Regions from separate parts of the Homo sapiens genome. Here region 2 is linked to region 1. The links are chromatin contacts, found by Hi-C or POLR2A ChIA-PET in ENCODE. All regions are on one chromosome and are shown on one strand. The core of a region is the stretch at or near the end of the contact, and the rest is flanking DNA. Distances in the headings are between cores, read along the strand shown.

Region 1 (7,436 bases), core at 105-2,604:
GTCGTCATCGTATTCATCAGAATCATCTTGTTCCTTCTTTTTTTGACTTTCTTGTGTTTTCTGTTCAAGAACTTGTCGTCCTTCATCCATGTCTTTTTCTGGAATACCTTCCATACCATATATTTCCAATTCTATGTCTGTTATCCCAGGTATTGCATTTGGTACAGCATCTATTATTTCTTTATGCACCTGCATGCAATGAATGGCTAAGCCAGGTCCTGGATACAATTTCTTGTGACATATATGACATTTAAAATGCTTTGCTTTTTGGTGCTGTATAAGGATCTTCTCATCACCAAAATCTCTATTACAATACCAGCACCACGGCTTCCGCTGCTTCTTCTTCTTGCCCCATAACTGCGCTCTACCAACAAAATAAAAGGGAGGAGAAAAGAAGCAAGAGAAACAAGGCAAAAAATCACTCACGTTCCCAACCAAATGGTTACCACTGCGTCCCACAGGAAGCAGACATAAAATGCTATATTATATTATAAATATATACTTATAAGTATATTTATGAGTGTTTATAAGTATTATAAGTATATTATAAATATATTTTATTTATTTATTTATTTATTTGAGATGGAGTCTTGCTCTGTTGCACAGGCTGGAGTGCAGTGGCCTGATCTCAGCTCACTGCAACCTCCGTCTCCTAGGTTCAGCACTTCTCCTGCCTCAGCCTTCCGAGTAGCTGGGACCACAGACGCATGCCACCACGCTTGGCTAATTTTTGTATTTTTAGTAGAGACAGGGTTTCACCATGTCGGCCAGGCTGGTCTCAAACTCCTGACCTCGTGATCCACCCGCCTCGGCCTCTTAAAGTTCTGGGATTACAGTTGTGAGCCACCGCGTCTGGCCTATATTTATATATTATATATTTTATACATAACTGATTATATATAAATATAAAAATTATATAATTATATATTAAAATATAATTTCTATAAAATATTATAATATATATGATTTTTAGATATTATATATAATCAGTTATATAGTATATATAATTTGTATATATATAGACAGAGAGAAAGAGAAAGAGAAAGAGAGAGATAGGATAAGGGATTTATTAGGGGAACTTGGCTCCATTACAAGTCCAATGATAGACCATTTGCAAGCTGGAGAACCAGGGAAGCCAATAGCATGACTTAATCCAAGTCTGAAGGCCTTGGATTATATATAACTCAGTCTGAGGTTGAAGGCCCAAGTGCCTAGGAGGTGGCTGGTGCAAGTCCTAGAGTCCAAAAGCCCAGAGAACCTGGAGTTTTGACACTCAAGGGCAGGAGAAAGATGTCCCAGCTCCAAAAGAGAGAGCATAGACTTTACAAGTGGAGTCACATTTGCCTGGTGGATGACATCCAAATGCCAGTGAGCACTGATTTTGCAACATTGTGGCACAGTGAGTTCAGGGGCAGAGAGGCTCATATTTGAATCCAGCACTTGCTTGCTCTGTGGCTACAGCAAATTACCTAATCTAGCTAACCTCAAATTGTTCAATAAAATAGGAGTAATAAGGTTGGTTGTTGTGAGGAATGAATGAAATAATGTATGCCACACTTCCTGGCATAATAAACGGTAGTTTTTATTACCACAGTGTCAGCAGTACTTGCCTTGGGGATGGTGTCGGGGAGAGAGGAAACCTTAGTAGATTTTGATCACTGGCTTGGCTTCTGGAAAGGCACTTCCTGAATTTACAAAAGTTTTTGTGAGGAAGTAGAGAAAGGAGGGATCGCATGTAAAGTGGCTCAGACAATTCATTGGGTGAGACATTTTGAATTAGAAAAGCTCAAAAGGGGTAAGCACAAAAAGTTTACGGGACGAAATCAAAATGCTGAGATGCAAGATGGGAAAGGTGGGCTTCAGCTTGAATGACAGCCCTGCTAGAATTAGTTCAATGAGTGCTGTTTATTTATAAAGTCAGTAAGATAGTGGGATGCATAAAAGTCAAAGGGCAGGAAGTGGCTTCTCAGCTTTTCCCAGCACTGGTCTGACCTCAACTGTGGCTACTTTGTGTCTCCCCTTTAAGGAGGTTGTGGGGAACTGGCAGAGCTCCAGAGAAGAGCAAAAATGTAATTAAGGCTTGGAAAATAAAGGCTATGAGGAAAGGCCAGAAAGCTGTAGGGTTAGTTAACTTAGAGAAGAAAGGTCCAACTGATTTGAAGGGTCATTAACAGAAAAACATTGGTTGTTTCTCATCTCCACAAACAACAGGACAAGAGGAAAGAAGCTTACATTGCACTGGAGAAGGGTTTGGCCTGTGAGAATTGTTAACAAGGAAGCTCTCAAGCCTCGTGCTGGCAATTGAAAAAGAAAATGGATTAAAGTGCAACTACTGTGTGCCCACCCATTCATTCACACTGACTTGCAAAGGGAGTGTGAAGGTGGTTTCAGAAACCGTTTGCATAAGTTTGAAAAATAAACCTGTTGTTTCCTCTTCATTTGAACTCATTTAGTTGTTTACTATTTAAATCCAGATATTAACAAAAAGTTAGTTTGAAGGTTTAGATGCAAATTAGATCGGTTCAGAACTTTCTAGGTAAGGCCTTGCCCTATTAGGTTGATTTTGACCACCACAATCTTTTAGGCCAGGCTTATTCACTACATCTCAGGAGAAACTATATTTGGTTGTGACTTTTGGGAAGAGTCGGATAAACCCCAGTGCTGGCATCTATATTATTGCACAGCAAGGCTGCAGTGATCTGAACCCGCAGGCCTCTCTGTCTTTCATTTTGGCCCTTTGGCTGGCGATAGAAAAGGTGTGGCCCTGCAAGGATTATGAAGAGTTTCAGCTCAGGATGTGGTGGTGTCCAAGTTAGAGGGAGAGGTGTACATTTGTTTCTGCAAATATGTGGTCTCTCAATGATTCCTGCTATGCTTCCAATTTAGGTGACTGAATTCAGTTTGGATACTTCTGCCACAAAGTGAAGGCATGCTTAGTAAGGATTTTTTTTTTTTTTTTTTTTTTTTTGAGACGAAGTCTTACTCTGTCACCCAGGCTGGAGTGCAGTGGCGTGGTCTTGGCTCACTGCAACCTCTGTCTCCCAGGTTCAAGCGATTCTCCTGCCTCAGCCTTCCAAGTAGCTGGGACTACAGGCACGTGCCACCACACCTGGCTAATTTTTGTATTTTTAGTAGAGATGGGGTTTCACTATGTTGGTCAGGCTGGTCTCGAACTCCTGACCTTGTGATCTGCCTCAGCCTTACAAAGTGCTGGGATTACAGGCATGAGCCACCCTGCCTGGCCAAGACAGAGTCTTACTCTGTCCCCCAGGCTGGAGTGCAGTGGTGTGATGTTGGCTCACTCAACCTCTGCCTCCTGGGTTCAAGCAATTCTCCCGCCCCAGCCTCCCAAGTAGGTGGGACTACAGGCATGCACCACCACACCCAGCTAATTTTTTTTGTTTTTTTTTTTTGTTTTGTTTTTCTTTTTTTTAGTAGAGACAAGGTTTCACTATGTTGGCCAGGCTGGTCCCCAGCTCCTGACCTCAAGTGATCCGCTAGCCTAGGCCTCCCAAAGTGCTGGGATTACAGGTGTGAGCCACCTCGCCAGGCTTAATGAAGATTTCAAAAAGACTAAAAGAGCTTTACCCATCATATTTCTGTTCTCCTTTCCATCTACCTCTTTCCATTAGCATTTCTGTTATTAATTTTCAATTACCTTAGTAATACAGAACAATATATCTTGGGATATTTCCATGTTGGCATGTATAGCTCTACTTCCTTTGTTTTAACTAGTGCTTTTTTATTCCTTAGTATAGATATACTGTCATTTATTTTTGACATAATTTAAAAATACTTTAGTAATAATGGTGAAGGCAGAATAATGGTTACCTTTGGAGGGGTATTGGTCGTATGTGGCGTGCAGGAATATCTGGGAGGATGCTATAAATAAATGTTCTATATTTGGCTCTGAGTAGTGATTATATAGGTGTATACACATATATAAAATTGTCATTTTTATACTTTACATACTTTATTGTATGTAAATTATACCTCAATACAAAAGTTTTTAAAGTGAACTAAAATCATCATATATTAAAGGTATTATAAAGTGTTAAATTTCATTTCTAAAGAAATAGGACAGGGATGCAGAAAAGGAGAGGTGGGGAGGAAGGGAGCTAACATTTATTAAGCACCTTCTATCTGTGTATTATATAATTTCTTATATAATTATCAACAACTCTGTGGAGTGGGTATTCTTTTTTTTTGTGACAGGATCTCACTCTGTCGCCTAGGCTGGAGTGCAGTGGTGGGATCATGGCTCACTGCAGCCTCAACCTCGTGGGCTTAAGCGATCCTCCCACCCTAGCCTCCCAAGTAGCTGGAACTACAGGAGTGCTTGACCACACCCAGTTAATTTTTACATTTTTTGTAGAGATAGGGTTTCACCATGTTGCCCAGGTTGGTCTTGAACACCTGAGCTAAAGTTATCTGCCCACCTCGGCCTCCCAAAGTGCTGGAATTACAAGTGTGAGCCACTGTGCCCAACCATTTTCTTTTTTTTCTTTTAATTTTTAATTTTTGTGGGTACATAGTAGGTGAATGTATTTGTGGAGTACCAGAGATGTTTTGATATAGGCATGGAAGTGAAATAAGCACATCAGAGTAAATTGGGTATCCATCCTCTCAAGCATTTATCCCTTGAGTTACAAGCAATCCAATTATACTCTTTAAGTTATTTTAAAATGTACAATTATTATTGACTATAGTCGTCGTGTTGTGCTATCAAATAGTAGCACACATTCATTCTTTCTAACTATTTTTTGGTATCCGTTAACCATCTCCACCTCCCCTCAGCTCCCCACTTCCCCACCCAACCCCAGCCTCTGGTAACCATCCTTCTACTCTGTATGTTCATGAGTTCAATTGTTTTGATTTTTCCATCCCACAAATAAGTGAGAACATGCAATGTTTGTCTTTCTGTGCCTGGCTTATTTCACTTAACATAATGACCTCTGGTTCCATCCTTGTTGTTGCAAATGAATGGCTCTCATTTTTTTTTTATGGCTGAATAGTATTCCATTGTATATGAGTACCACATTTTCTTTATCCATTCATCTGTTAATGGACACTTAGGTTATTTCTAAATCTTGGCTATTGTGAACAGTGCTGCAACAAACATATCTCTTTGATATACCGATTTCCTTTTTTTTTTTTTTTTTTTTTTGAGAAGGAGTCTCACTCTGTCTCCCAGGCTGGAGTACAGTGACACGATTTCAGCTCACTGCAAGCTCCGCCTCCCGGGTTCATGCCATTCTCCTGCGTCAGCCTCCCGAGTAGCTGGGACTACTCGGGAGTCCCAGCACCCGCCACCACGCCTGGCTAATTTTTTGTATTTTTAGTAGAGATGGGGTTTCACCGTGTTAGCCAGGATGGTCTCGATCTCCCGACCTCGTGATCTGCCCGCCTCGGCCTCCCAAAGTGCTGGGATTACAGGCGTGAGCCACCACGCTTGGCTCCGATTTCCTTTCTTTTGGGTATATATTCAGCACTGGGATTGCTGGATCATATGGTAGCTCAATTTTTAGTTTTTTGAGAAACCTCCAAACTTTTCTCCATAGTGGTTGTACACAGTGTATGAGGGCTCCGTTTTCTCCACGTCCTCACCAGCATTTGTTACTGCCTGTCTTTTGTATATAAGCCATTTTAACTGGGGTGCTATATCTCCTTGTAGTTTTGATTTGCATTTCTCTGATGATCAGTGTTGTTGCACCTTTTCCTGTTCCTGTTTGCCATTTATATGTCTTCTTTTGAAAAATGTCTGTTCAAATATTTTGCCTATTTTTGATTGGATTAGATTTTTTCCTATAGAGTTGTTTCAGCTTCTTATATATACGGGTTATTAATCCCTTGTCGGATGGGTAGTTTGCAAATATTTTCTCCCATTCTGTGGGTTGTCTCTTCACTTTGTTGATTGTTTCCTTTGCTGTGCAGAAGCTTTTTACCTTGATGTAATCCCGTTTGTCCATTTTTTGCTTTGGTTGCCTGTGCTTTTATGAGTTTTTGCTCAAGGAATTTTTGCCCAGACCAATGTCCTGGAAATTTTTCTGATTTTTTCTTGTAGTAGTTTCATAGTTTGAAGGAGTGGATATTCATATTCCATTTTTTGTAGACGAGAAAATATAAAAAGGGTGGCCAGGCGCGGTGGCTCCCGCCTGTAATCCCAGCACTTTGGGAGGCTGAAGTGGGCGGATCAGGAGTTCAGGATGTGTCCGGAATTGGTGGGTTCTTGGTCTCAATGACTTCAAGAATGAAGCCGTGGACCCTCGCGGTGAGTGTTACAGTTCTTAAAGGCGGCGTGTCCGGAGTTTGTTCCTTCTGATGTTCGGATGTGTTCGGAGTTTCTTCTTTCCGGTGGGTTCGTGCTCTCGCTGGCTCAGAAGTCAAGCTGCGGACCTTTGTGGTGAGTGTTACAGCTCTTATGGCGGCGCGTCTGGAGTTGTTCGTTCCTCCCGGTGGGTCTGTGGCCTCGCTGGCTTCAGGAGTGAAGCTGCAGACCTTCGCGACGACTGTTACAGCTCATAAAGGCAGTGTGGACCCAAAGAGTGAGCGGCAGCAGGATTTATTGCAAAGAGTGAAAGAACAAAGCTTCCACAGGGTGGAAGAGGACCCCAGCAGGTTGCCACTGCTGACTAGGGCAGCCTGCTTTTATTCTCTTATCTGGCCCCACCCACATCCTGCTGATTGGTCCATTTTACAGAGAGCCAAGTGGTCTGTTTTGACAGGGTGCTGATTGGTGCAGTTTACAATCCCTGAGCTAGACACAAAGGTTCTCCACCTCCCCACTAGGTTAGCTAGATACAGAGTGTGGACACAAAGGTTCTCCAAGTTCCTACCAGAGTAGCTAGATACAGAGTGTCGATTGGTGCATTCACAAACCCTGAGCTAGACACAGGGTGCTGACTGGTGTATTTACAATCCCTTAGCTATACATAAAAGTTCTCCAAGTCCCCACCAGAGTAGCTAGATACAGAGTGTCCATTTGGTGCATTCACAAACTCTGAGCTAGACACAGGGTGCTGATTGGTGTGTTTACAAACCTTGAGCTAGATACAGAGTGCCGATTGGTGTATTTACAATCCCTGAGCTAGACATAAAGGTTCTCCAAGTCCCCACCGGACTCAGGAGCCCAGCTGGCTTCACCCAATGGATCCCGCACCAGGGCGCAGATGGAGCTGCCTGCCAGTCTGGCGCTGCAGTGTGCCCGCACTCCTCAGCCCTTGGGTGGTCGATGGGACTGGGCGCCGTGGAGCAGGGGGCAGCGCTCGTCGGGGAGGCTCGGGCCACACAGGAGCCCACGGAGGGGGCGGGGGGGAGGCTCAGGCATGGTGGGCTGCATGTCCCGAGCCCTGCCCCACGGGAAGGCAGCTAAGGCCCGGCGAGAAATTGAGCACAGCAGCTGCTGGCCCAAGTGCTAAGCCTCTCACTGCCGGGGC
Region 2 (7,229 bases), core at 3,391-5,890, 81 kb after region 1:
TGGAGAAGGAAGATAAGACTTCACAGGATTAAGAAAAAGTGGAGGGGGACAAAACAGAGACAGTGAAAAGGAGAGGAAATAGATAAGGTAAAGACAATTAGGAACTTATATCACCTAAAATGTCTACCATGGTATTTTGTGCATGTAATAATAAATGTTTGCAAATGGCTGAGTGACTTAAGTATGTTTGACATGTGGAAGGAGCCAAGTGCTGGACCTGAGAGAGAGAGAGAGAGGGAGAGAGAGAGAGAGAGAGAGAGACAGAGAGAGAGAGTGTGTGTGTGTGTGTGTAGCATTGCAGGGCTTGAGGGTAGAGAAGGGTATTATTAGGAAAGAAAGGAGGAGGAGGGAGAGGAAAAAAAGAGGGTGGGGATAGTTTTCTCAAGGAGATAGGGAGGGAGATTTGTTGCATAGGAGATGAGTGTATTAGAGAGAGGAGGACAAATCTCTAAGAAGATAGGGAGGAAGAGAAGAGACTTATAGGGGTAGAGATAAGTTAGAATGAAGCTATGGTAGATGAGTGATTCTATACTGGTGAACCTGAGGTTAAAAACAAACAAATCTCTCAGAGTAGGTCATGATGTTAAACCTATATCAACAAGGGCTACTGGGTAATACATGCCTTCTCTCTGAAGACTTTGCCCATGTGTACTTTAAATTCTTGCTTGAGTCCTCAACAATGCACACTATGGCTAGGCTTGACCTCAGCTCACGGCTGAGATCACAGGGTCACAGGGTTCAAACCAACCCTGCCCAACATTATGGGCGGGACTCTAGTTTCCAGTCAGGGATGTTAATCTTAGCATTTCCCTGTGTGTTTTGGAACAAGGATATGGTTGCTTGACCTTGGCTTGGGGAGGCCAGTCCGCTATTCTTTTGCCCTCTCTTTTTTCAAACTCAAAAGCTAATCCCAAGGATTTCTCAAGGTGGGGGATGTGATTAGGAGTATTAGTCTATCATACTGTGACAGAACTTTTCTAGGCCTCGGTTTCTTCATCTGATACATGAAGAGTTTGGGCTGGAGGATATCTCAGGTCTACTTTCTGGCTTAAAAGTGCTTCTGAAGTGGAATTTTTTAAAAAGCTAACTTTTGTCGGGTCTAACAAGGCAGCTCAACTACCCCATCCCCTTGTGGATGCTCTTATGACCTGATAGAGCAAATACAAGAAATTAGAAACCAGCCATCTCTGAAATCCCTTGCAGGGATTGCTAACCAGGATCCTAAATGCTGCTAATGTGCTTAGAAATGACTGCTGGACTTTGAGGGGGCAATGCTGCCTTTGCTATCTCCTGTTTTCCTATGCAATGTTAAGGTCCAACACAGTAATTATTTAAACTTCTGGGCCATGACATTTACCTGGAGGTTCTGTATATGACAAGGTGATCCTGAGCAGATTCTTCAGAGGTATGTGATTTAGGCAGAATGGAACAGACAGGAAAAATGTACTGTTGTCTTCATCACAGAGTTGTTTTGAATGAGGGATCAGGATAATTGTGGCTCAGGAGGAAAATATGGCTCTCAAATTTGGTTACTAGATTAAAACATATATTTAGAAAATAATAAATTAATAGAGGAGGTCTCTTTATACCTGTGGGTTTTCTTTTGATCCGTTAACTGAATTACTATAATAATATATATGTACAGAAAGCTATAATTCCCTGGTTACCTCCTATTTAGACTACAGGCAACCTTTTAGAATAGTGAGATTTGATTTTGGGGAGTTGTCTGGTGGCTCTTGGTATGGGTTCCACTTTCATGTAAGTTAAGGTGCTCTTGCTATGTTGTCCCCTTAGATTGTCTTTCTAACATTAGGAGATCAGAGGAAAATTGCAGACCTGACCTGTGAACGGTAGGGATTGGGTCACACTGCATCTGAGTTTATGTTGCTTTGGGTTAGGAAGTTTTGGTCCCAGAGCACTCACATCCTGCATTGCTGTGTGGTGTCTCTGAGTGGTAGGGATGGGTTACAGCACAGGTGATGGTTTTTAGCAATTTTAATATTAACTGTCATCCTAATACATATGAACTTCCTAATGTACATTTCTATCCCCAACTGGCTTCCTCGAACTCTAGTCCTATACTTCTAACTCCTTCTGGATCTTTCCTCCAGGATGAACAAATTTCCTCTTAACTTACCTCATTTTGTCAATGGTGCCTCCACTCATACCCTTACCCAGTGCGTGAACTCTGGGTCGGTTTCCATTCCTGTTCACCATCAGTCTGTAAAACTGAGCACCAATGCCTTGTTTGACCCTTTCATACCAGCTGCCACCTCCACAGCTCAGGCCTTATGAACTCACATCAGTGCTATTGCATCAGCCTCCTGATTGGTCTCTGCCTCAGTTCTTCCCTTGCTCCAAGCCAAGGGCAGTCAAGATTGCTTGCTGCACTCCTCAAGGCTGTGCTAACCTTCCCAAAGCAGCATGTACCACAACATTCTCAACTCAGACATCTTCAGCATCTCCCATGGCCTTTCTGGTAAAATCTATGTGCCTTTTCTTGGCTCCCCATGACTGGTATTGGCCATCTTCACCTGTTTCCATCCTACATAAATGGAATACTCTGCCAGTTCCCAATAAACTCTCACACTAAGGTCATTTCCATGATCTTAGCCTGTCTAAATTTGCCCCAGACCTTATGGCCCAGCTAAATGTGAAGTCTCTACAAAAGCCTCCAGAATCATCCTGTCTGGAAACAAGGCTTCTTTCGCGTGCCTGTCAATGACCCTTTAAAGGGTTCATGTACCACGGATGGCTTCGGAGAGTAGCTGATTGTGTACCTGCCTTCGGATTTCTCCTAGAATGAAACAGCTCTGTCTTTTACATCTTCCCATCTCCTAAGAATCAAGTACATTAAGTCCCTTATTTATTTGATGAATAAATGAATGAATGACGCTGTCACAGCAGAAGTCAGAATACCAAAGGACGATTCTGTGACACATCAAAATTTCTTCTCAGAAAGTACTCATTGATTGTTTTTGATAACTTTTCCCTCTCAAAAATGAATGCCTTAGGTCTTGGTGCTCATATGGGACTTTTTGCTACTGAACTATCTGACCTTTGACTTACTTTCTGACAGTTACATGTAGCACAATAATTTTTTTAAGAGGACAAGAACAAGTGTCCTCTACATTATAGTGTCTGCCTGTGTAGGAACACAAATAAAGGTTAAAGGTGGGGCTTAGATTAGTGCTGACCAAAAGCAACTTCTTTACTAAATTATTTATTTATTTGAGATGGGGTCTCACTTTGTTGCTCAGGCTGGAGTGCAGTGGTACAATCACCACTCACTGCAGCCTTGACCTCCTGGGCTCAAGTGATCCTCCCACCTCAGCCTCCCAAGGAGCTGGGACTACAGGCACATGCCACCACAGCCAGGTACCCCCACACCCAGCTAATTTTTGTATTTTTTGTAGAAATGGGGTCTCGCCATGTTGCCCAGGCTGGTTTCCATCTCCTGGGTTCAAGCGATCCACCTGTGTCATCCTCCCAAAGTGCTAGGAGTACAGGTGTAATCCACTGTGCCAGGCCTTTAGTAAATTTATTAATCAGGATTCTATTTCTATTTATATTGTTACCTATAATCATTTGTCCTTGTTCAAACTAAAACCTCTTTAGATTTTGTTTTAAAACCATACTTTCTGTCAAGAACAGTTAATGTGCTTGGTATAACTGATAGTTGTGATATACACAATCTTGGCCAAAGCTGGTTGCTTGGTCTGCTTCTCTTGATGGAAGTCATTGCTTCTGTCATGGTGGCCTCCACTACACAACTCTCTTGCCTTCTGGTTCTGGTAACTTCGCTGTCCCCTGGTCTCTTTCGACCTAAGGGTGGTCATAATTCTGCTGCTGCAAGTCACAGGCTCTGGCACTACCCCTCGTGGTTCTGCTCTTGCCACACCTTTGCCAACAGTCCTTTCATAAATAACCTTCCTACTCTTGCCCAATTTTGTGTGTGCCATCTGTTTTCATTTGGGATCTGGAATGAGACAACATATAGTTGGCCCACTGTATCCACGGGTTATGCATCTTTGGATTCAATGAACCATGGATCAAAAACAGTATTTGTGGGATGCAGAATCTATGGATACAGAGGACCAACAATTGCATGACTTGAGCTTCCATGGATTTTGGTATCTGCAGGGGTCCTGGAACCAACACCCCATGGATCCAGAGGACCACTGTATATGCATGTTTATCAAGCTTATTCAAAGCCCCCTTTTTCTGTGTGAAGAGATTTTCCTTAAATCTTCATTTCTTGTGAAAATGGGAAGACTTTCAAGATAACAGTCAACAGAAAACTAGATGAAATGACCACAGAATTATTTTTAAACCATAACTTGCATTATTATCATTATTATTACCATTTTTTCATTTTAACATGAATTTCTGGGAGAGAGAGGCTGGGTCCATTCAAAGCATGGTAGGTCATGAATAGCTTTGTTTTTATCTTCATTGCAGCTCAGAGAGGATGGTGAAAGGTGCTACAGTCTGGTGAATGTTTTGTACTTCTCTTTCTCTTATCAGAAGGAAGCCAGGCCACCAGCTAAGGTTATCAGAGCCATAGACTGTTGAGTCCCCCTTTCTTCTCAGGGAGCACGGTTTGTCTCACAGTTTCCTGAGCAACCACCGGGTTGTCTTGTGGGGGAGCCTACCCCTTACAGAGCCTGAAAAGGAGCCAGTGGTCAGATGGTCACGTGTTGAAGGGCATCCTGGGCCTGAACAGGAAATATACTCAGAGGAAAGTTACAGTAACTTAACTAGCTCTGTGGTCAGGAGGGAGGTGCTCTTCTATGCCAGGGAAATCAGCATCACCTTCACAGTGTGCTCACAAATATCACAGGGCAAAATGGCTGAAAGTAGAAGCTTTCATTGTTTTTGGTTCCTACCTAACATGTGAAATTCTGTTCAGTCCGAATTTTTAAAAGGAAACAAGATAATTAGAATCTTACAACCTGATTTTTCAACTGCAAAAGAAAGTCAGACTATGATGTGCATAAATGGAACCTGATAAAGTTCTTAAAGATTCTGGAGGAAAATCACATTTTGCTAATTAATCATGTATTCCAGCTCTCTAACTGCTTCTTTAGCTTCCCAGTACGTTTTATTTCTCTATGGTGCTACGATAAAGAAAAGGAAAAACTATGACAAACAAATGTAATTCACAAAAGCCCTGAAGTTAAGGATTTTCCTAGTGAAGTTCAGACTGAAATGTGATTTCATGTGTTGACTCATGTCTATGTTCAATCCCTTTTGTATACTTGGGTAAGCTAGAATGGAAGATCTCAATGGTATAATTATTACTTGTGCATCAGAAATAATTTATAAGATTATTTGATGTGATCATACTGTCTGTAAGCCTTATCTGGGATCCATCTATGACCTTCAGGAAATCTTCAAAATTGTAAGCAAAATGTTTTGTATATGTGCATTAGAGGCAAAAAATTTGGAAATGTATTTTTTTCTAGATATGAGCATGAAATAAATTCAGTCTTGCTGAATGAACAAAGTTGTTTTTCTGTCCATTTATGATTTAAAACATTACTCCTAGATGTCTAAATAAATAAATTACATCTTAGCTCTTCCATTATTTGTGTGACCTTGTTTGAAAAGTCATTTACTTCTTCTCTTTTTTTCCCCCCAATAGCCTCTTCTTTAAAATAAGGAATTGGCATAGATCATCTCCAAGTTCCCTTCCAGTTGAGTGTGGTTTTTTGCAGGATAAGACTCTAATAAAATAGTGGGGAAAATGAAATGTATTTTGTTCTGGTCCTCTTCCCATTCCATTCACTCCCCTACTTAATGGTAATCTCCTCCCTAACCCTCACTCCAGACATCTGGTACCATCCTCCCTATCAAGTCCAACTTTGAGAGGATCTAGAACCAATCACTGCAATTGTGTTGAAATTTTGATGCAACATGGCAGAAGGAAATGAACAATAGATTAGAAGTCATAAGTTATGAGCTTAAATTTCAAGGATCACTTATGTTTCCTGTAACCTTGGACAACTCATCTACCTCTTTGACCTCAGTTTCCCCATGTGTAAGATGGGCATAAAGATGACTGTCCTGCCTATTTACTTCACAGTTGAATATAGAGTTCAGATGAGATAAGAGACAGCATTTTATAGCCCTGTGAATGTAAGCCATAGATACTAAATTAAGCCAATGTGTTTCCCATATTGCATTTTGGGCTTCATTTTCTTTGGAAATCTAAGCATTAACTGAGCTGGTGGGAGGGTCCTTTTAAGGTCAGGGTTCTTTGATGCTGGGAGCCACACCTTAGAGGTGGTTACCACCCCACCTATGCAGAGGGTTGACCTCATTACTAAATATGGTAATTGACCCGTTTATAATAGGTGTAAACGGCAAGAGTTGTTTTTTTTTGTAACCAAGCTTCCCCACCACCCACTGCCATTCTCATGGAAGTTCAAGCAACTTTCAATTTTCCTGAAGTCGGCTGTTTCACAAGATTCACAGATTATCTGTGGGAAATCTTTTAGCTCTCAGTACCTTGCTCACAAGCAGCAGATAAGTACCTTCTCACCTCCAATCTCACTCTTCATGTTGCCTGTTGTTAAGCAGGAGCTGTGAGGGAAAGAGGTTTGAGGTTAGTGCTTCCTGTCTCCACACCTTTAGCTGGTTTAGCTGCTAGGAAAGGCTTTGAAAAGCAAAGCACTAAATTCACCTTCAAAACAACTTGTCAATTCAGTTAGAGAAATGTCAGTCAGACCAATCTTTTGATAACGTAAGCAAAGAAAATGGATGGGTTGACAATGTTTCTTTTAACCTAGTAGGTTTGACCTAGGTAGACCTTACCTGAACACTCACAAGAAGTAAAATCAAATATTCACAGGGAAAGGGCTGGGTCTCCTGATACCCAAGTAGCCTAAGAAGAATGCCTTCCACTCCTAGCATGAACTGGAAAGCAAAAAGAAATCAAACACAAGTTAGGACGAGGGAGCTACATATTTGGGTTTCTTCTGAGTCTAGATATGTCCTTACATTTGTAATATGTCCTTACATTATTTGAAGTACTGTGGATTTTCAGAAACTCAGAGACCGAAAATACATATCAAAGCCAAATGTCATCTGATATTCTGATTATCAGCTACTTTGATTTCTCCATGTTTTTACTTCATAGAGCAAGGGGTGTGCATTTTTACACATGCCCCATTTTAAAAGAAAATAAGAGAAATCAGAATTATTGTGTTTACTCAAAGTCACAA

The links. Hi-C counts contacts between places; a loop is a spot of excess contacts on that map. ChIA-PET counts read pairs that join two places held with the same protein, here RNA polymerase II (POLR2A). Pooled maps may share reads with other maps.
Region 2: POLR2A ChIA-PET joins it to region 1 with 10 read pairs in activated T-cell. The contact joins two enhancer-like sites. A Hi-C loop is called at or near these places in 2 of 50 pooled maps. POLR2A ChIA-PET finds 5 or more read pairs at or near these places in 5 of 52 experiments (CD4-positive, alpha-beta T cell, Caco-2, T-cell and 2 more).

What each region holds. Positions count from the first base shown.
Region 1 is chr2:203,635,662-203,643,097 of GRCh38, forward strand. It overlaps the pseudogene LOC729532. Among named protein-coding and RNA genes, the nearest start is that of CD28, 67 kb to the right of the region's middle. Within about 2 kb of position 1,355, at least 8 of the 41 ENCODE cell types and tissues checked have a DNase peak (open chromatin) inside an H3K27ac peak, as active enhancers do.
Region 2 is chr2:203,713,616-203,720,844 of GRCh38, forward strand. The region is part of intron 1 of CD28 (CD28 molecule); the gene reads left to right. Among named protein-coding and RNA genes, the nearest start is that of CD28, 11 kb to the left of the region's middle. Within about 2 kb of position 4,641, at least 6 of the 41 ENCODE cell types and tissues checked have a DNase peak (open chromatin) inside an H3K27ac peak, as active enhancers do.